Regions from separate parts of the Homo sapiens genome. Here all the other regions are linked to region 1. A link is an interaction called in ENCODE POLR2A ChIA-PET data of the cell type or tissue named here. Cell type or tissue: OCI-LY7. All regions are shown on one strand. Links, peaks and the distances in the headings refer to the core of each region. The heading gives the core; the rest is flanking DNA. Region 1 holds the start of HYOU1 (hypoxia up-regulated 1). Region 2 has its middle 28 kb from the start of CXCR5. Region 3 overlaps LOC124902766 (endogenous retrovirus group K member 7 Env polyprotein-like).

The links. Peaks named below come from ENCODE experiments on the same cell type or tissue, not always from the same donor. Only the 100,000 strongest peaks of a DNase experiment are listed, where the experiment ranks them.
Region 2: POLR2A ChIA-PET joins it to region 1 with 5 read pairs; 3 of 35 experiments call an interaction of 5 or more read pairs at or near these places.
Region 3: POLR2A ChIA-PET joins it to region 1 with 5 read pairs; 3 of 35 experiments call an interaction of 5 or more read pairs at or near these places.

What each region holds. Positions count from the first base shown.
Region 1 is chr11:119,055,088-119,062,026 of GRCh38, reverse strand. It overlaps HYOU1 (hypoxia up-regulated 1), which reads left to right and starts at 4,822. Exons shown (of 26, transcript NM_006389.5): 1 at 4,822-5,007; 2 at 5,860-5,957; 3 at 6,184-6,277; 4 at 6,456-6,534; 5 at 6,688-6,842. The coding sequence starts at 5,867. RefSeq lists enhancers at 4,315-4,364, 4,724-5,223, 5,224-5,724 and silencers at 4,595-4,874, 4,965-5,244. In OCI-LY7, for the core only: CTCF peaks have their summits at 4,333, 4,990, 5,729 and 5,930 (motif pointing right); DNase peaks (open chromatin) are centred at 4,716, 5,506 and 5,956; H3K4me3 peaks cover 2,921 bases; H3K27ac peaks cover 1,856 bases.
Region 2 is chr11:118,852,729-118,859,667 of GRCh38, reverse strand. No RefSeq gene overlaps it. Among named protein-coding and RNA genes, the nearest start is that of CXCR5, 28 kb to the left of the region's middle. RefSeq lists an enhancer at 3,154-3,243. In OCI-LY7, for the core only: no CTCF peak of the experiment used is centred there; DNase peaks (open chromatin) are centred at 1,977 and 3,147; H3K27ac peaks cover 1,234 bases.
Region 3 is chr11:118,713,034-118,719,972 of GRCh38, reverse strand. The region is part of intron 2 of LOC124902766 (endogenous retrovirus group K member 7 Env polyprotein-like); the gene reads left to right. Among named protein-coding and RNA genes, the nearest start is that of TREH, 37 kb to the right of the region's middle. RefSeq lists enhancers at 1-305, 344-1,149, 1,958-2,763, 2,764-3,571, 3,572-4,377. In OCI-LY7, for the core only: no CTCF peak of the experiment used is centred there; a DNase peak (open chromatin) is centred at 3,892.

The sequences.
Region 1 (6,939 bases), core at 1,940-6,939:
AATTCTTCTGGCTCAGCCTCCTGAGTAGCTGGGACTACAGGCACATGCCACCACCAATTTTTGTATTTTTAGTGGAGATGGGGTTTCACCGTGTTAGGATGGTCTTGATTTCCTGACCTCATGATCCACCTGCCTCAGCCTCCCAAAGTGCAGGGATTACAGGCGGGAGCCACCCCCAGCCGACAACTAATTTTTAAAAATTCTTCTGGTGTAGGATATTCTCTCTGATCAACACTGCCCTCAGCCCATCATGTAATTTGCATGGTTTATGTGCATATATACCCTCACCGATATGTCTATTTTACACCTCTGTCAGTTTGGCACATGTTCTGCAAGACGGCAACTTTCTTCCCTTAGGTTTCTGCAGTGTTGGGGAAGGGATATAGTCCTCCAATGTTAACAAGTTATTCTGGAGAAGAACCAATGAGTTCACCTGCCTAGGTCAATCTAAATCAGGTGTTTTACATTAAAAATTTCCCATTGTTCTTCAGCTTGTTCTTGTGAAATACTATTCTACCCTCTGGTCCCAGAACAAAACAGCTGACTCCTCAGAGCACTTGCACCTGCTTCACTACCCAGGGGGACAGATACCCAGGCTGAGAACTGTAGCTGTGGCAGAACCATGCTCCCACCAGGGGTATTCATGGTTGGAGCTCTCTTAGGAGCTTCGAGAGCTTTCTTCTTCTTCTTCTTTTTTTTTTTTTTTTTGAGACAGGGTCTCACTCTGTCGCCCAGCCTGGAGTACAGTGGTACAATCTCGGCTCACTGCAGCCTCTGCCTCCTGGGTTCAAGCAATTCTCCTGCCTCAGCCTCCTGAGTAGCTGGGATTACAGGCATGCACCACCACATTGGGCTAATTTTTTTGTATTTTAGTAGAGACGGGGTTTCACCATGTTGCCCAGGCTGGTCTTGAACTCCTAAGCTCAGACAATCTGCCTGCCTCGGCCTCCCAAAGTGCTAGGATTACAAGCGTGAGCCACTGTGCCCGGCCCCCCAAATAGATTTTTAATAAGCGCATGAAACGATGAACATATTTGTTTCCCAGTTTCCCAACACATTATGACTTCTTTGAGGGTAAGGACAAGCTCATGCCCATCTCTGGATTAGCAGCACCTAGCCCAGTGCTTGCATATCAGAGTGGCCCAATAAATGTTAAAACGCATACTCTCTGTTTGAAATGGATGGAAAGGCTGGGCGTGGTGGCTCACGCTGTAATCCCAGCACTTTGAGAGGCCGAGGCAGGCGGATCACCTGAGGTCAGGAGTTCGAGACCAGCCTGGCCAACATGGTGAAACCCTGACTCTACTAAAAATACAAAAATTAGCCAGGCATGGTGGTGTGTGCCTGTAGTCCCAGCTACTTGGGAGGCTGAGCCAGGAGAATCGCTTGAGCCCGGGAGGTGGAGGTTGCAGTGAGCCAAGACTGCACCACTGCACTCCAGCCTGGATGACACAGACTCTGTCGCAAAAAAAAATAAAAAATGGATGGAAAGACTCTACTGGATAGTTGGCCAAAAGTGGAGTCTATTACTGAGAAACAAAATCTTTCCCTGTGGAATTGAACTGACAGCGTATATGTCTATCATTATGGCAGAACGAACCCCATGCTATGGAATGTTCTACAGCAGTAAACGAGGAAATGAACCACAGTTACATGGAAAATGCTCCACACTTTATTATTAGTTTAAAAAAATTGCAAACAATGTAATTGTGTAACATTTTATGGTTTTAAAAAAGATAAAAGGCAAACAAGGTGTTGGTTGCAAAAAATAAAAAATGTATATTATGAAAAGATAAAAGCTACATGTTTCTAGGATATCTATATGTGTAAAAGAGGGAAAGACCTGGAAACTTATACACCACACTGACAATAGCAGGTGCCTCCACAAGAGAGAGTGGGGGTTTGGGTTGGCATCAAGGAAATTTGCCTTTGTGTAGAATGAATTTTTTAAAGATTACATTTGTGTATTATTTGTGTAATTAAATTCTGTTAAAATTTTAACTGAATTTCTATTTCTACCAATTTGTCTACTGCCTGAATACATAACTACTCTTAAAAGGAAGAATAGCTCTCCCTCCCCCTCCCCCTTTCCCCAGGGTCTCCCTCTCCCTCTCTTTCCACGGTCTCCCTCTGATGCCCAGCCGAAGCTAGACTGTACTGCTGCCATCTCGGCTCACTGCAACCTCCCTGCCTGATTCTCCTGCCTCAGCCTGCCGAGTGCCTGCGATTGCGGGCGCGCGCCGCCACGCCTGTGTTTTTTTGGTGGAGACGGGGTTTCGCTGTGTTGGCCGGGCTGGTCTCCAGCTCCTAACCGCGAGTGATCCGCCAGCCTCGGCCTCCCGAGGTGCCGGGATTGCAGACGGAGTCTCGTTCACTCAGTGCTCAATGTTGCCCAGGCTGGAGTGCAGTGGCGTGATCTCGGCTAGCTACAACCTCCACCTCCCAGCCGCCTGCCTTGGCCTCCCAAAGTGCCGAGATTGCAGCCTCTGCCCGGCCGCCACCCCGTCTGGGAAGTGAGGAGCGTCTCTGCCTGGCTGCCCATCGTCTGGGATGTGAGGAGCCCCTCTGCCCGGCTGCCCAGTCTGGGAAGTGAGGAGCGCCTCTTCCCGGCCGCCATCCCGTCTAAGAAGTGAGGAGCGTCTCTGCCCGGCCGCCCATCATCTGAGATGTGGGGAGCGCCTCTGCCCCGCCGTAGCCACCCCGCCAGCCGCCCCGTCCGGGAGGGAGGTGGGGGGCCAGCCCCCGCACGGCCAGCCGCCCCGTCCGGGAGGGAGGTGGGGGGGCGCCTCCGCCCGGCCGCCGCCCCGTCCGGGAGGTGGGGGGCGCCTCTGCCCGGCCGCCCCTTCTGGGAGGTGAGGAGCCCCTCTGCCCGGCCACCACCCCGTCTAGGAGGTGTACCCAACAGCTCATTGAGAACGGGCCATGATGACAATGGTGGTTTTGTGGAATAGAAAAGGGGGAAAGGTGGGGAAAAGATAGAGATCGGATTGTTGCTGTGTCTGTGTGGAAAGAAGTAGACATGGGAGACTTCATTTTGTTCTGTACTAAGAAAAATTCTTCTGCCTTGGGATGCTGTTGATCTATGACCTTACCCCCAACCCTGTGCTCTCTGAAACATGTGCTGTGTCCACTCAGGGTTAAATGGATTAAGGGCGGTGCAAGATGTGCTTTGTTAAACAGATGCTTGAAGGCAGCATGCTCGTTAGGAGTCATCACCACTCCCTAATCTCAAGTACCCAGGGACACAAACACTGCGGAAGGCCGCAGGGTCCTCTGCCTAGGAAAGCCAGAGACCTTTGTTCACTTGTTTATCTGCTGACCTTCCCTCCACTATTGTCCTATGACCCTGCCAAATCCCCCTCTGCCAGAAACACCCAAGAATGATCAATAAAAAAAAAAAAAAAAAAAAAAGGAAGAATAGACTCTCTCTGGGACTGCCAATAATTTTTCCTTCTAAGCATAGACACCGGACCACTCTCCACCTAAGCATCACGAAAAATGTAGAGAAAGGAAGAGCTAAGAGCTCCTTAAACAAGTTCAGGCTTGACACAACCCTGGCCCTGACAGCCAGGGTCTTCAAGCGGGCCTTTCTGTGAAGGGTGGCCAGGCATCAACTTAGTAGGAGAGAAAACAGATGACTTATTTCCATCCACACTTAAGGAAAATGCAGTCTCCAAGGACTGCGTACATTTCTTTTTCGAGAAGGAGTCTCGCTGTTGTCGCCCAGGCTGGAGTGCAGTGGCGCAGTCTGGGCTCACAGCAACCTCTGCCTCCCGGATTCAAGCAATTCTCCTGCCTCAGCCTCGTGAGTAGCTGGGATTACAGGCACCCGCCACCACGCCTGGCTAATTTTTGTAGTTTTGGTAGAGACGGGGTTTCACCATGTTGGCCAGGCTGGTCTCGAACTCCTGACCTCCAGTGATTCGCCCGCCTTGGCCTCCCAAAATGCTGGGATTACAGGCGTGAGCCACCGCGCCCGGGCGACTGCGCACATTTCTATGGAGCTGTAAGTTAAAAGAGAAGGCAGTGAGGTGCTTCTGTCATTCTATGACAGAAACAGCTAAAGAGTAGAGAAATGTTCACAAGATTTAATAGAACAGAAATAGGAGAAGGTGCACACAAGCTCAACCAACTATAGCCTCACAAATAAAAGTGTCTTTTGTGTGTAGTACTTAAGTTTGGAATATTCTTTCTTATACAAATGAGTGGGGCTTAACCTAAGAAATCCTGGCCAGATTCTGCGACGAATGCATCGGTTATCTCTGACCCATCAGCAAACATCTTTTTCTGTGGCTTCAGTTTCCTCAGTAAAACAGAGGGGGTTGCGACGGACTCAGTCCGAGGGACAGCCATTCTCCAACGTCTATCCAAAGCCTAGGGCACCTCAATACTAACCGGCAGGCCAGCGCCCCCTCCGCGGGGCTGCGGACAGGACGCCTGTTATTCCATTCCTCGGCCGGGCTCTACAGGTGACCGGAAGAAGAGCCCCGAGTGCGGGACTGCAGTGCGCCCGACCTGCTCTAGGCGCAGGTCACTCCCGAACCCCGGCAGCAAAGCATCCAGCGCCGGAAAAGGTCCCGCGGTCGCCCCGGGGCCGGCGCTGGGGAGGAAGGAGTGGAGCGCGCTGGCCCCGTGACGTGGTCCAATCCCAGGCCGACGCCGGCTGCTTCTGCCCAACCGGTGGCTGGTCCCCTCCGCCGCCCCATTACAAGGCTGGCAAAGGGAGGGGGCGGGGCCTGGGACGTGGTCCAATGAGTACGCGCGCCGGGGCGGCGGGGGCGGGGCCGGGCGCGCAGCGCAGGGCCGGGCGGCCGAGGCTCCAATGAGCGCGCGCCGCGTCCGGGGCCGGCTGGTGCGCGAGACGCCGCCGAGAGGTTGGTGGCTAATGTAACAGTTTGCAAACCGAGAGGAGTTGTGAAGGGCGCGGGTGGGGGGCGCTGCCGGCCTCGTGGGTACGTTCGTGCCGCGTCTGTCCCAGAGCTGGGGCCGCAGGAGCGGAGGCAAGAGGTAGCGGGGGTGGATGGAGGTGCGGGCCGGCCACCCCTCCTAGGGGAGACAGCGTGCGAGCTCCGGGGGCGGGTCGGGAGCGCAAGGGAGGGCCGCGCGGACGCCGGGCGCTCGGCCTCGCACCGGGGGGCACGCAGCTCGGCCCCCGGTCTGTCCCCACTTGCTGGGGCGGGCCGGGATCCGTTTCCGGGAGTGGGAGCCGCCGCCTTCGTCAGGTGGGGTTTAGGTGAACACCGGGTAACGGCTACCCGCCGGGCGGGGAACCTTACCGCCCCTGGCACTGCGTCTGTGGGCACAGCGGGGCCGGGGAGTGAGCTGGGAAAGGGGAGGGGGCGGGACAACCCGCAGGGATGCCGAGGAGGAGATAGGCCTTTCCTTCATCCTAGCTACCCCCAACGTCATTACCTTTCTCTTCCCGTCCAGGCCCAGCTGGCTTTCCCCGTCAGCGGGGGAGCTCCAGGTGTGGGGAGGTGGTTGAGCCCTGGGCGGGGATCCCTGGCCGCACCCCAGGTGTCTGACAACAGGCACAGTGCTGCGGTGCGCCACTCACTGCCTGTGTGGTGGACAAAAGGCTCGGGTCTCCTTTCTCTTGTCCTGTTAGCTTCTCTGTTTAGGGATGTGGCAAAGCCGAGGACCCATGCTCTTTCACTTGGGCCTTTGTGTGGGCGCTGCTGGGATGATTAGAGAATGGTTTGTACCCATCAGGAGGGAGAAGGGGAGAAGTAGGCTGATCTGCCCTGGGTAAGAATGAAGTAGATATGAATCTTACAGCCTCTCCGTTCTGGGATGTGATTCTGTCTCCTTCACTCCGGGTATCCAGTTTTAAGTGTTTTCTTTCTTCGCCTCCCCCAGGGGCACTATGGCAGACAAAGTTAGGAGGCAGAGGCCGAGGAGGCGAGTCTGTTGGGCCTTGGTGGCTGTGCTCTTGGCAGACCTGTTGGCACTGAGTGGTATGTACCCCAGTAGAGGGAGCAAATGGATAAATGATGACTGAAGGATGCATGATGGGAATTGAGCTTGGGGCTGTTGGCCAGAAGTCTCTTGAGTTGTTAGGTCCAGGCCTTTTTGTCTTTTGCCATCTTCGTTTACCCATGGAAAGTGGTATGCTTTGATTAGAGGGAGTCCCAGGAAGGTGGGCGAAGGGAGAGCTAACTGACAAACCTCTTTTCCCTTCAGATACACTGGCAGTGATGTCTGTGGACCTGGGCAGTGAGTCCATGAAGGTGGCCATTGTCAAACCTGGAGTGCCCATGGAAATTGTCTTGAATAAGTGAGGGTGGCCCCCGTGTTAAGGGTGGGGAACGAGGGAGTCTGGGCTCCAAGTGTGAATGTGTTAGTCATAGTGCCCACAGCAGACTTCGGCATCTGAGTGGTTAAATGTGTGTGAGTGTCGAGGCTTCTGAGTCCTTCTGCTGCAGGCACCTGGGCCCAAAATCTCTTTTCCTCAGGGAATCTCGGAGGAAAACACCGGTGATCGTGACCCTGAAAGAAAATGAAAGATTCTTTGGAGACAGTGCAGCAAGCATGGTGAGCTAGCAGTCCCTCTTCCCAGAGTGGTGGGCAGAGGAGAGGAGATGGCAGCCCCCAGAGTCTGTTTCCTTATCAGTCTCTGTGATGTAAGAGGTAGGTAATGGTGGACTTGGGAGCCTAATACTAGTCTGCTCCTTCTTCACCCCTCAGGCGATTAAGAATCCAAAGGCTACGCTACGTTACTTCCAGCACCTCCTGGGGAAGCAGGCAGATAACCCCCATGTAGCTCTTTACCAGGCCCGCTTCCCGGAGCACGAGCTGACTTTCGACCCACAGAGGCAGACTGTGCACTTTCAGATCAGCTCGTGAGTGCTCTGTTGGGGAAGGTGGTCTCGGCAACGCTGCTGGGCTCCTCATTGGTGTGTGTTCCTGATTGTCCTGCCTTAATGCCTGGCTTTCCTT
Region 2 (6,939 bases), core at 876-5,875, 200 kb after region 1:
TGCCGGGCTTGATGGGTGCACGCCTATAGTCCTAGCTTCTCAGGAGGCTGAATGAGGAGGATTGCTCGAGCCCAGGAGTTTGAGGCTGCAGTGAGCTATGATAGCGCCACTGCACTCCAGCCTGGGTGACAGAGCAAGAACCTGACTCTAAAAAAAAAAATTATAAAATAAACAGACAAGAATAGAGTTTTTTTTCTTTTGGAAAATAAATACAATAAGGTAGGATTTCCCCTATTAGATATTATGTTAAGCTGTGTGTAGTGGCTCACACCTATAATCCCAGCACTTTGGGAGGCCGAGGTGGGCAGATCACCTGAAATCAGGAGTCTGAGACCAGCCTGGCCAACATGATAAAACCCCTGTCTCTACTAAAAATACAAAAAAAAAAAAAAAAAAAAAAAAAAAGCCAGGCATGGTGGTGCACACCTGTTATTCCAACTACTCGGGAGGCTGAGGCAGGAGAATTGCTTGAATCCAGGAGATGGGGGTTCCAGTGAGCTGCGATTGCACCACTGAACTCCAGCCTGGACAACAGAGCAAGACTCCATCTCATGGCTGGGCGCAGTGGCTCACACCTGTAATCCCAGCACTTTGGGAGGCTGAGGCGGGCGGATCATGAGGTCAGGAGTTCGAGACCAGCCTGACCAACATGGTGAAACCCCATCTCTACTAAAAATACAAAAATTAGCCAGGCGTGGTGGCGCACGCCTGTAATCCCAGCTACTCAGGAGGCCAAGGCAGGAGAATCGCTTGAACCCAGGAGATGGAGGTTGCAGTGAACTGAGATTGTGCCACTGAACTCCAGCCGGGCGACAGAGTGAGACTCCGTTTCAAAAAAAAAAAAAAAAAAAAAGACTCCAACTCAAAAAAAAAAAAAGAAAAGAAATGATGTTAAGAGGAATTCAGGTTCTGGAGAAAGAGAATCTGGGTTTAGGCCAGGTGCAGTGGCTCACGCCTGTAATCCCAGCACTTTGGGAGCCCGTGGTGGGCTGATCACGAGGTCAGGAGATCGAGACCATCCTGGCTAACATGGTGAAACCCCGCCTCTACTAAAAAAATTACAAAAAAAAAAATTAGCCCGGCGTGGTGGTGGGCACCTGTAGTCACAGCTACTCGGGAGGCTGAGGCAGGAGAATGGCGTGAACCTGGGAGGCAGAGCTGGCAGTGAGCCAAGATTGCACCACTGCACTCCAACCAGGGCGACAGAGTAAGACTCCGTCTCAAAAAAAAAAAAGAAGAAAATTGGGTTTGAATCTGACTTTGCCACTTCCTGAACATGTCACTGCTATGGACTGCATGGTGTCCCCTCAGATTCATATGTTGAGGCCCTCCCCTTCTCCTCCCCGTCTCCTTTCCCCACCCCCTGCCCAGCACAAAGGAAAGGGCACTTCATGAAGACACAGCGAGAAGGTGGCCATCTACAAACCAGGGAGAAAGCCCTTGCCCAAAGCTGAACCCTGCCAGAACCTTCCAGCCTCTAGAACTGTGAGAAGATATTGATAAATTTCTGTTGTACAAGCCACTCAGTCTGTAGTATTTTGTATGGCAGCCCGAGCAGACTAAGGCTGCCATCTTGGGAAACCTTCCTAACATCTCGTAGCCTCTGTTTCTTCCTCCTGTAAAATGGGAGTAAGAATATCATTTACAGCATCCTTATGAGTATTAAAGGAAATAGTATATGTCAAACACTCAGCAGAATGCCTGGCCCATAACAGTTGTTCAACAAATGACGATTACAGTGATAACAACTGCACCACTGGGCAAAAATCTGTAGAAAGACCAATGGAACAGAACAGATAACCCAGAAACAGACCTCAGCATTTCCATAAGCTCCAGGAGTGCAGAGAAAGTCTATGTTTGTACTCACCATTGTGTCATTTTCCCCATGCCTAACATATATAGGGCATACAGGAAGTGCTTAAAAAGTGTATGTTGTATTAGAATTTCATACACATGGCTGGGCATGGTGGCTTACACCTGTAATCCCAGCACTTTAGGAGGCCCAGGTGGGAGAATGACGTGAGCTCAGGAGTCCCAGGCCAGCCTGGGCAACGTCGCGAAACCCCATCTGTACAAAAAATACAAAAATTAGCCAGGCATGGTGGCACGTGCCTGTAGTCCCAGCTTAAGCCTGGGAGGTTGAGGCTGCAGTGAGCTAAGATTGTGCCACTGCACTCCAGCCTGGGGTATAAAGTGAGACTCTGTCTCAAAAAAACCCCAAAATGTAATACATGCTAAAGAAGGACTCATAAATCAGTGGTGAAAGAGAAGACTAGTCTTTCAATAATACTGGGAAAATTGCTTACAGTTTTGGACTAAAATAACCAGATTTTATTATTTCATTTTATAAAGAGGCTTTTAAACCTTTTTGGACTATGACCCACAGTAAGAAATATGTGGAACATCTCGCCTGAATATAAATTAATAATTAAAACAAAAGTTTATAAAGCAATATTTATCCTTATTATGTCAGATGGACTCTGATCTATTCTATTCTATTCTATTCTATTCCTATATTATTAAAAAGAAAATTCTGGTGTCTGCCCAGTAAATTGATCTAATAACTCACTAGTGAATAGCTACCAGTAGTTTGAAGAATATTTCTTATACCAAAATTAATTTTTAATTTAAAAAAAGAAAAAATTATAGGTAAATAATATGAGAGTTTATTTATTTATTTATTTTTGAGACAGAGTCTTGCTCTGTATGTCACCCATACAGTACAGTAGCACCATCGGCTCACTGCAACCTCCGCCTCCCGGGTTCAAGCTATTCTCCTGCCTCAGCTTCCCGAGTATCTTGGATTATAGGCATGCACCACCACACCTGGCTAATTTTTTTATTTTTAGTAGAGACGGGGTTTCACCATGTTGGCCAGGCTGGTCTCGAACTCCTGACCTCAAGTGATCTGCCCGCCTCCGCCTCCCAAAGTGCTGGGATTACAGGCATGACCCACTGAGCCGGCCAAATAATAGGAGGTTTTGAAATGAGAAATGACTTGAGATTTTAAAAATAATGAAAAAAATAACAAAGGCAAACATCAACAAATTTGAGAACACCAACATTTTAAATATGTTATAGGGACCACATATGGCAAAGGCAGCTATGACAGACAGGATGTGGTCATCACTGGAGAGAAGAGGCCAGTTATTCTTGACATCTCTTTCTTCCTCATATTCGCCCACATGGAACCCAACAGCAAGTCCCGCAGATGCTGCCTCCATTCGTGCACTTTCTCCCTGGCCACAGGGAGATCTTAGTCCAGACCTGATCTTAGCCCTGATCTTAGTCCAGACCATCATTCTCTCACTCTGGGACTGCTGCCCCTACCTCCCAGCTAGTCTCCCTGCTTCCACTGTGCACCCCACAATCCTTTCTGCTCACAGCAGCCAGAGTCATCTTTTTTTTTTTTTTTTTTTTTGAGACAGGGTCTCACTATGTTGGCCAGGCTAGTCTCAAACTCCTGGTCTCAAGCGATGCTCCTTCCTCGGCCTCCCAAAGTGCCGAGATTGCAGTCATGAGCTACCATGCCCGGCCAAGAGTAATCTTTTTGAAGTATAAATTAAATCACTCTCAGTAATCCAATTAAGAAACTGGCAAATGAAAAATCTTACAAGTGCTGAATCTTCTGTCTGTCTGTATTTATATGTGTTGTGTGTGTGTGTGATGTTTATACATAAAAGAGCTCTGATTAATTGGCAGCAGGCAAGGTGAACCCCTTGGGCGGTTACAGAATGGAAGAGCGGGACTTGACTGTGACAGGCCAGACCTCTCTGCACTTCCACATTCCGAGGAGAAACTGAGGAGTCCAAGAATTCTAAATTCCAGCTGGCTTCCTAGTTCTTTTTTTATTTTTTATTTTCCAAGATGGAGTTTTGCTCTTGTCACCCAGACTGGAGTGCAGTGGCGTGATCTCGGCTCACTGCAACCTCCGCTTCCCAGGTTCAAGGGACTCTCCGGCCTCAGCTTCCCGAGTAGCTGAGATTACAGGCACACCACCACGCCCAGCTAATTTTTGTATTTTTAGTAGAGACGGGATTTCACCATGTTGGTGACAGGCGGGCACCTGTAATCTCAGTTACTCGGGAGGCTGAGGCAGGAGAGTCATCTGAATCCGGGAGGTGGACGTTGAGTGAGATTGTGCCATTGCACTCCAGCCTGGGTAACAGAGGGAGACTCCGTCTCACAAAAGAAAAAGCAAAACAAAAAAGCAAAAAACAAAACACAGCACTTTGTAGATTCCCAGGATTTTAGGAGTTGTATGCTGGGAAATGGTGATAAAGACCAAATATATATTTCAGAATATCACAGGAGGATAAACCATATTTGGTCTAATAGTCTCTTTATAACTTGTAACTATCAGGTATATGGTCTATGAGCCTCCATCTGTATTCTCGCCCAAGCTTTGGCTTTTGGTAGAGACAGGCTTGGCTGCATGGAGGTCTTGGGCCGGGTTCTTCTTCTTGGGGAATCCAGGGGATGCACACACACAGACCCTTGGAGCTTGAGCCCCAACAGAAAATTGACCCTGAAATCTTTGAAGCTTTTATAGGAATGGAGAGGAAATGAAATTTGTCATTTCAAAGCTGAAGTTAATCCATTTTCATTCTAGGAAAACCCTCTGGAAGGGACTTTTAGTTATGTACCTGTAGGGCAGAACTCCTCTTCTGAAATGGAGATGCCTGTGGCCCTGGGGCTCCATGGAGCACCCCTCCTGTGGTCAGCTGATGAAAGGGCCTGTGTTGTAGGCAGAAAGGTGCCTCTTCGGATCAGGTTTCCCTTTAAAATTTTTGATACAGGCCAGGAATGGTGGCTCACGCCTGTAATCCCAGCACTTTGGGAGGCTGAGGTGGCTGGATCACCTGAGGTCAGGAGTTTGAGACCAGCCTGGCCAACATGGCGAAACCCCGTCTCTACTAAAAATACCAAAAAAAAAATCAGCCAGGCATGGTGGTGCGTGCCTGTAATCCCAGCTACCTGGGAGGCTGAGGCAGGAGAATTGCTTGAACCTTGGAGGCAGAGGTTGCAGTGAGCCAAGGTCACGCCATTGCACTCCAGCCTGGGCAACAGAGTGAGACTCAGTCTTAAAAAAAAAAAAAAAATTGGCCGGGTGAGGTGGCACACACCTGTAATCCCAGCACTTTGGGAGGCCGAGTCAGGGGTGGATCATGAGGTCAAGAGATCAAGATCATCCTGGCCTACATGGTGAAACCCCATCTCTACCAAAAATAGAAAAATTAGCTGGGTGTGGTGGCGCACACCTGTAGTCCCAGCTACTCGGGCGGCTGAGGCAGGAGAATGGCTTGAACCCAGGAGGCGGAGGTTGCAATGAGCCAAGATCATGCCATTGCACTCCAGCCTGGCAACATAGAGAGACTCTATCTAAAAAAAAAAAAAAAAATTGAGACAAAATACAATTTATACAATTAATATTTAATAAATGATTATTATGTGCCAGATACTATGATAAGCACTTGATATGAATTATCTCACTCAGCCTTCATAATACCCAATATTACTTTCATTATATAAATGAAATGAGCAAACTGAGGTTCATAGAGTTTAAGTAACTTGTGCAGTGGGCATGCATTTGGCAAGTGACAGAGAAGGGATTTGTACCTACACCTGACTCCAGAGCCTATTCTCTGCCTCCATCATCCTCTGGAATTTTTTCAGGTCATTAATGGAGTGAGTAATTTTCCCAGACTGTCAGAGGGGTTTGAACCAGAGCGACTCCATCTTGAATAGGGGCTGGGTAAAATGAGACTCAGACCTACTGAACTACGTTCCTAGGAGGCTAGGCATTCTAGTCACAGGAATAGACAGGAGGTCAGCACAAGATACGGGTCATAAAGGCCTTGCTGATAAAACATGTTGCAGGTGGCTGGGCGCGGTGGCTCACGCCTGTAATCCCAGGACTTTGGGAAGCCGAGGCGGGCGGATCACGAGGTCAGGAGTTCGACCTGGCCAACATGGTGAAATCGCTACTAAAGATACCAAAAATTAGCTGGGCATGGTGGCGTGCGCCTTTTGCTACTCGGGAGGCTGAGGCAGGAGAATCACTTGAACCCAGGAGAATGGCTTGAACCCGGGAGGCGGAGGTTGCTGTGAACACTCCAGCCTGGGCGACAGGGAGAGACTCTGTCTCAAAAACAAACAAACAAACAAACAAACAAAAAACACACGTTGCAGTGAAGAAGCCAGCCAAAACCCACCAAAACCAAGATAGTGACAAGAGTGACCTCTGGTTGTCCTCACTGCTCATTATACGCTAATTATAAAGCATTAGCATGCTAAAAGACACACCCACCAGCGCCATGACAGTTACAAATGCCATGGCAACATCAGGAAGTTACCCTATATGGTCTCGAAAGGGGAGGAGGCCGGCGCGGTGGCTCACGCCTGTAATCCCGGCACTTTGGGAGGCCGAGGCGGGTTGATCACGAGGTCAGGAGATCGAGACCATCCTGGCTAACATGGTGAAACCTCGTCTTTACTAAAAATACAAAAAATTAGCCTGTGGTGGCGAGCGCCTGTAGTCCCAGCTACTTGGGAGGCTGAGGCAGGAGAATGGCGTGAACCTGGGAGGCGGAGCTTGCAGTGAGCCGAGATCGCGCCACTGCACTCCGGCCTGGGTGACAGAGCGAGACTCCGTATAAAAATAAATAAATAAATAAATAAATAAATAAATAAAATAAATAAATAAATAAAAATAAATTTAAAAAAATAAAAAGGGGAGGAACCCTCAGTTCTGGGAATTGCCCACTCTTTTCCCAGAAAACTCATGAATAATCCACCCCTTGCTTAGCATATAATCAAGAAGTAACAGTAAGTATCCTCGGTCGAGCAGCTCAAGCCACTGCTCTGCCTATGGAGTAGCCATTCTTTTATTCCTTTGCTTTCTTTTTGTGGACTTTCACTTTGTGGACTTGCCTCAAA
Region 3 (6,939 bases), core at 798-5,797, 340 kb after region 1:
ACTTTAACTAAATGATCTGCTTCCCTGACTATTCCTGGATTACAGCTGCATCTTATTGCTGCCCTTCTTCCCAATCCAAAGCCTCCTTTGCGTCCTCCTCTTGTATTCCCCCACCTTAACCCACAAGTATAAGATACCTCTACTCCCTCCTTGGTGACCAATCATGCACCCCTTACCATCTCATTAAAACCTAATCACCCTCACACGGCTCAATGCCAATATCCCATCCCACAGCATGCTTTGAAAGGATTAAAGCCTGTTATCACTCGCCTGCTACAGCATGGCCTTCTAAAGCCTATAAACTCTCCTTACAATTCCCCCATTTTACCTGTCCTAAAACCAGACAAGCCTTACAAGTTAGTTCAGGATCTATGCCTTATCAACCAAATTGTTTTGCCTATCCACCCCATGGTGCTAAACCCATATACTCTCCTATCCTCAATACCTCTCTCCACAATCCATTACTCTGTACTGGATCTCAAACGTGCTTTCTTTACTATTCCTTTGCACCCGTCATCCCAGCCTCTCTTCGCTTCACTTGGACTGACTCTGACACCCATCAGGCTCAGCAAATTACCTGGGCTGTACTGCCACAAGGCTTCACAGACAGCCCCCATTACTTCAGTCAAGCCCAAATTTCATCCTCATCTGTTACCTATCTCGGCATAATTCTCATAAAAACACACGTGCTCTCCCTGTTAATCATGTCTGATTAATCTCCCAAACCTCAATCCCTTACAAAACAACAACTCCTTTCCTTCCTAGGCATGGTTAGTGCGGTCAGAATTCTTACACAAGAGCCAGGACCGCACCCTGTAGCCTTTCTGTGCAAACAACTTGACCTTACTGTTTTAGCCTAGCCCTCATGTCTCCGTGCAGCGGCTGCTGCCGCCCTAATACTTTTAGAGGCCCTCAAAATCACAAACTATGCTCAACTTACTCTCTACATTTCTCATAACTTCCAAAATCTATTTTCTTCCTCATACCTGACGCATATACTTTCTGCTCCCTGGCTCCTTCAGCTGTACTCACTCGTTGTTAAGTCCCACAATTACCATTGTTCCTGGCCCGGACTTCAATCCGGCCTCCCACATTATTCCTGATACCACACCTGACCCCCATGACTGTATCTCTCTGATCCACCTGACATTCACCCAATTTCCCCATATTTCCTTCTTTCCTGTTCCTCACCCTGATCACGCTTGATTTATTGATGGTGGTTTCCACCAGGCCTAATCGCCACACACCAGCAAAGGCAGGTTATGCTATAGTACAAGCCACTAGCCGGCCTCTTAGAACCTCCCATTTCCTTTCCATCGTGGAAATCTATCCTCAAGGAAATAACTTCTCAGTGTTCCATCTGCTATTCTACTATCCCTCAGGGATTATTCAGGCCCCCTCCCTTCCCTACACATCAAGCTCGAGGATTTGCCCCCACCCAGGACTGGCAAATTAGCTTTACTCAACATGCCCCGAGTCAGATAACTAAAATACCTCTTAGTCTAGGTAGACACTTTCACTGAATAGGTACAGACCTTTCCTACAGGGTCTGAGAAGGCCACCGCAGTCATTTCTTCCCTTCTGTCAGACATAATTCCTCAGTTTAGTCTTCCCACCTCTATACAGTCTGTTAACAGACCAGCCTTTATTAGTCAAATCAGCCAAGCAGGTTTTCAGGCTCTTAGTATTCAGTGAAACCTTTATATCCCTTACTGTCCTGTGTCTTCAGGAAAAGTAGAACGGACTAAAGGTCTTTTAAAAACACACCTCACCAAGCTCAGCCACCAACTTAAAAAGGACTGGACAATACTTTTACCACTTTCCCTTCTCAGAAGTCAGACATGTCCTCAGAATGCTACAAGGTACAGCCCATTTGAGCTCCTGTATAGATGCTCCTTTTTATTAGGCCCCAGTCTCATTCCAGACATCAGACCAACTTCCACCGTGCCCCCAAAAAAACTTGTCATCCCTACTATCTTCTGTCTAGTCATACTCCTATTCACCGTTCTCAACTACTCATACATGCTCTGCTCTTGTTTACACTGCCGGTTTACACTGTTTCTCTAAGCCATCACAGCTGATATCTCCTGGTGCTATCCCCAAACTGCCACTCTTACCTCTTGAAGTAAATAAATAATCTTTGCTGGCAGGACTATGCTGAATCTCCTTAGGCACTCTCTAATCAGATGTCCTGAGTCGTCCCAATTCTTAGACCTTTTATACCTGTTTTTCTCCTTCTCTTATTCCATTTAGTTTTTCAATTCATACAAAACTGTATCCAGGCCATCACCAATAATTCTAAATGACAAATGTTTCTTCTAACAACCCCACAATATCACCCCTTACCACAAAATCTTCCTTCAGCTTAATCTCTCCCACTCTAGGTTCCCACGCCACCCCTAATCCCGCTCGAAGCAGCCCTGAGAAACATCCCCCATTATCTCTCCATACCATCCCCCAAAATTTTCGCCATCCCAACACTTTACCACTATTTCATTTTATTTTTCTTATTAATATAAGAAGACAGGAATGTCAGCCCTCTGGGCCCAAGCTAAGCCATCATATCCCCTGTGACCTGCACGTACACATCCAGATGGCTGGTTGCTGCCTTAACTGATGACAATCCACCACAAAAGAAGTGAAAATGGCCCGTTCCTGCCTTAACTGATGACATTGTCTTGTGAAATTCCTTCTCCTGGCTCATCCTGGCTCAAAAGCTCCCCCACTGAGCACCTTGTGACCCCCACTCCTGCCTGCCAGAGAACAACCCCCTTTGACTGTAATTTTCCTTTATCTACCCAAATCTTATAAAATGGCCCCACCCCTATCTCTCTTCACTGACTCTCTTTTTGGACTCAGCCTGCCTGCACCCAAGTGATTAAAAGCTTTATTGCTCACACAAAGCCTGTTTGGTGGTCTCTTTACACGGACGTGCATGAAAGTGGCCGGGCACAGTGGCTCAGGCCTGTAATCCCAGCACTTTGGGAGGCCGAGGCAGCTGGATCACAAAGTCAGGAGTTTGAGACTAGCCTGACCAACATGGTGAAACCCTGTCTCTACTAAAAATACAAAAATTAGCCGAGTGTGGTGGCATGCACCTGTAATCCCAGCTACTCAGGAAGCTGAGGCAGGAGAATCGCTTGAACCTGGGAGGCGGAGGTTGCAGTGAGCCAAGATCACGCTATTGCACTCCAGCCTGGGTGACAGAGAGAGACGCCATCTCAAAAAATAAAAATAAAAAGTAAAGGGGAAAAAGCAGGCAGGAGGGGAAAGGGAACATTAAAAAAAAAAAAAAGAGGGAGGATATGGTCACTTTGTTTTGCGGCTTTGTTTAAGCTCACTGAATCCACATGTTGCACAGGAAAAAAAGGGAGTAGAAGGCCGGGCACGGTGGCTCACGCCTGTAATCCCAGCACTTTGGGAGGCCGAGGTGGGAGGATCACCTGAGGTCAGGAGTTTGAGACCAGCCTGGCCAACAAGGCGAAACCCCATCTCTAATAAAAATACAAAAATTAGCCAGGCGTGGTGATGCACGCCTGTAATCCCAGCTACTGGGGAGGCTGAGGCAGGAGAATCGCTTGAACCCGGGAGGCAGAAGTTGCAGTGAGCCAAGATCACACCACTGCACTCCAGCCTGGGTGACAGAACAAGACTCCGTCTCAAAAAAAGAAAAAAAAAAAAGGGGGTGGGGGCGGGGGGTAAAAGGAACAGTCAATTCTGTATTCATCTCACATGGTAAATTGGCACTTTACATAAGACAAAATAAACAGAGTACAGGAAACAGTCAAATATGCATTTATCTTGGAGTGGGTGGGGACGATGATTTCTAGTCTCCTCTTGTCCCTTACCTACCCTCATCCCCCGCCTGCAAAGATAAGCTGTTAATTTACATTGTCAGGGTGAAGGAGGCCACCTGTGGCCTTCCATCTGCAGCTATCAGTTTAGAAACAAAAGGAAAGGCACTTGTTCCCGCCCCCTCCCGTGACTCAGCTTCCACACTTAACTTTTCCTTTTTGGCATAGTGAATTTGGGCTCCCAAGATTTTATTCTTCCTTTCACACTTTCTGGCTTATCAAGTTGCTCATTTACTTCTCAAGGTCAGCTAGGTGCCTGGAATTTCCCTTGAAGGAAGGAACTCAAGGTTTTTGTTTTATTTCCATGCTGGGGTGGTCGGGGGAGCAGCCACAGGCCTCTAAGGAGGAATCCTGCTCTGTCTCAATCACAGGGTCTCTGCTAAGAGAATGCAGCCTTCTAACATGCTGCTAGACACAGGCAGGATGAAACACTCCAGTCTGGTGGAACAAAACCTAAATCAAGCTTGTCCAACCCACAGCCCACAGAGTGCATGTGTCCCGAGACAGCCTTGAATGCGGCCCAATGCAAATTCTCAAACTTTCTTAAAACATCATGAGATTTTTTTGTGATTTTTTTTTTTTTTTTAGCTCATCAGCTATCGTTAGTGTATTTTATGTGCAGCCCAAGGCAATTCTTCTTCCAGAGCAGCCCAGGGAAGCCAAAAGATGGGGCAACCCTGAAAATCAAGTCACTGCAGTGTGGTTTCACAACCTTTTACACAGGCCTCAGAGCTAAGCTAGTGCAGGGATCCAGGGCCTGTGGCCTGAGACAGGCCAGGCCCCTTTGGGAAGGACCCTGCAATGTGCCACAGGTAACCTGTGACTCTTCCCCACGCCCTCACCCTCCCACCCCATATGCACAGAGGGATCTGCAGCCATTCCCCAGGGTAACGGGGGCAGTCACTGTGTGCAGGGGCAGATGTGGGTTTGGGGGCTGTAAATAAAAAATAAAATTCTAAGGCCCCCCTAATCATCTGAATGGACCCCTCCTCTTGGCCAAAGACATTCCAAAGTTAACCTGAAAAACTAGTTCAGGCCATGATAGAAAAGGAGGTTGGACATGCCTCATTATCCCTCCAGCATCAACATCAACACAAACCTTACCTCTGATAAGAAACATTTACAATCTATTCTCTCTGAAGCCTGCTACATGGAGGCTTCATTTACATGATAAAACCTTGATCTCCACATCCACTTATCATAACCCAGACATTCCTTTTTTACTGATAACTGTTTTTTTTTTTTTTTTTTTTTTTTTTTTTGGAGACAGAGTTTTGCTGTTGTTGCCCAGGCTGGAGTGCAATGGTGTGATCTCGGCTCACCACAACCTCTGCCTCCTGGGTTCAAGCGATTCTTCTGCCTCAGCCTCCTGAGTAGCTGGGATTACAGGCATGTGTCACCATGCCCGGCTAATTTTGTATTTTTAGTAGAGACAGGGTTTCTCCATGTTGGTCAGGCTGGTCTTGGACTCCTGACCTCAGGTGATCCGCCCACTTCAGCTGTATTCTGACCACCCTGGGCACATGTCATCAGGGCCTCCTGAGACTGTGCCATGGGCCCTGCTTAACCTTTGCAAAATAAACTTTTTTTTTTTTTTCAGACGAAGTCTTGCTCTGTCACCAGGCTGGAGTGCAGTGGTGTGATCTCAGCTCACTGCAACCTCTGCCTCCTGGGTTCAAGCAATTCTCCTGCCTCAGCCTCCTGAGAAGCTGGGACTACAGGCACGCACCACCACGCCCAGTTTATTTTTTGTATTTTTAGTAGAGACGAGGTTTCACCATGTTGGCCAGGATGGTCTCAATCTCTTGACCTTGTAATCTGCCCACCTCGGCCTCCCAAAGTGCTGGGATTACAGGCGTGAGCCACCACGCCCAGCAGCAAAATAAACTTTCAAAATCGATTGAGACCTGTCTCAGATACTTTTGGGTTCACAAGGCCCTGAGACTAATACAATTTGAGGTACCATTTTTTAATAAAATAACCCAAAATGACAAATAAACAGTTGTAAATAAAGCAAATACTATTTATTTATTTTCTCTTTTTTAGAGAGATGAGGTCTTGCTCTGTCGCCCAGGCTAGAGTGCAATGGTGCAGTCATAGCTCACTGCAGCCTCAACCTGCTGGGCTCAAGTGGTCCTCCCGCCTCAGCCTCCTGAGTAGCTGGGATTACCAGTGTGCAACACCATGGTTGGCCAATTAAAAAATTTTTTTTTATAGAGACAGTGTCTCACTATGTTGTCCAGGCTTTTCTCAAACTCCTGGGCTCAAGTGATCCTCCTGCTTCGGCTTCCTAAGATGTCAGAGGCGTTTGAACTTTAGATTCCATTTGAGGTTTTTTTGTTGTTTTTTTGTTCTTGAGATGGAGTCTCACTCTGTTGCCCAGGCTGGAGTCCAGTGGTGTGATCTTGGCTCACTGCAACCTCTGCCTCCTGGGTTCCAGCAATTCTCCTGCCTCAGCTTCCTGAGTAGCTGGGAATACAGGTGTGCACCACCATGTCTGGCTAATTTTTGTATTTCTTAGTAGAGACGGGGTTTCACCATATTGGCCAGGCTGGTCTCAAACTCCTTACCTTGTGATCCGCCTGCCTCAGCCTCCCAAAGTGCTGGGATTACAGGTGTGAGCCAGCACGCCTGGCCTAGACTCCATTTTGAATAGGGGCTGGGTAAAATGAAACCTACTGGGCTTCATTCTCAGGAGGTTCAGTCATTCCTTTTTTTTTGAGACAGAGTCTTGCTCTTGTTGCCCAGGCTGGAGTGCAGTGGCACGATCTCGGCTCACTGCACCTCCACCTCCCGGGTTCAAGTGAGTCTCCTGCCTCAGCCTCCTGAGTAGCTGGGATTACAGATGCCTGCCACTATGCCTGGCTAATTTTTGTATTTTTAGTAGAGACAGAATTTCACCATGTTGGCCAGGCTGGTCTTGAACTCCTGACCTCGTGATCCGCCTACCTCGGCCTCCCAAAGTGCTGGGATTACAGGCGTGAGCCACCGCGTCCAGCCCCAGGCATTCTTAGTTACAGGATAAAACAGGAGGTCAGACAAGATACAGGTCACAAAGACCTTGCTAATAAAACAGTTTCAGTAA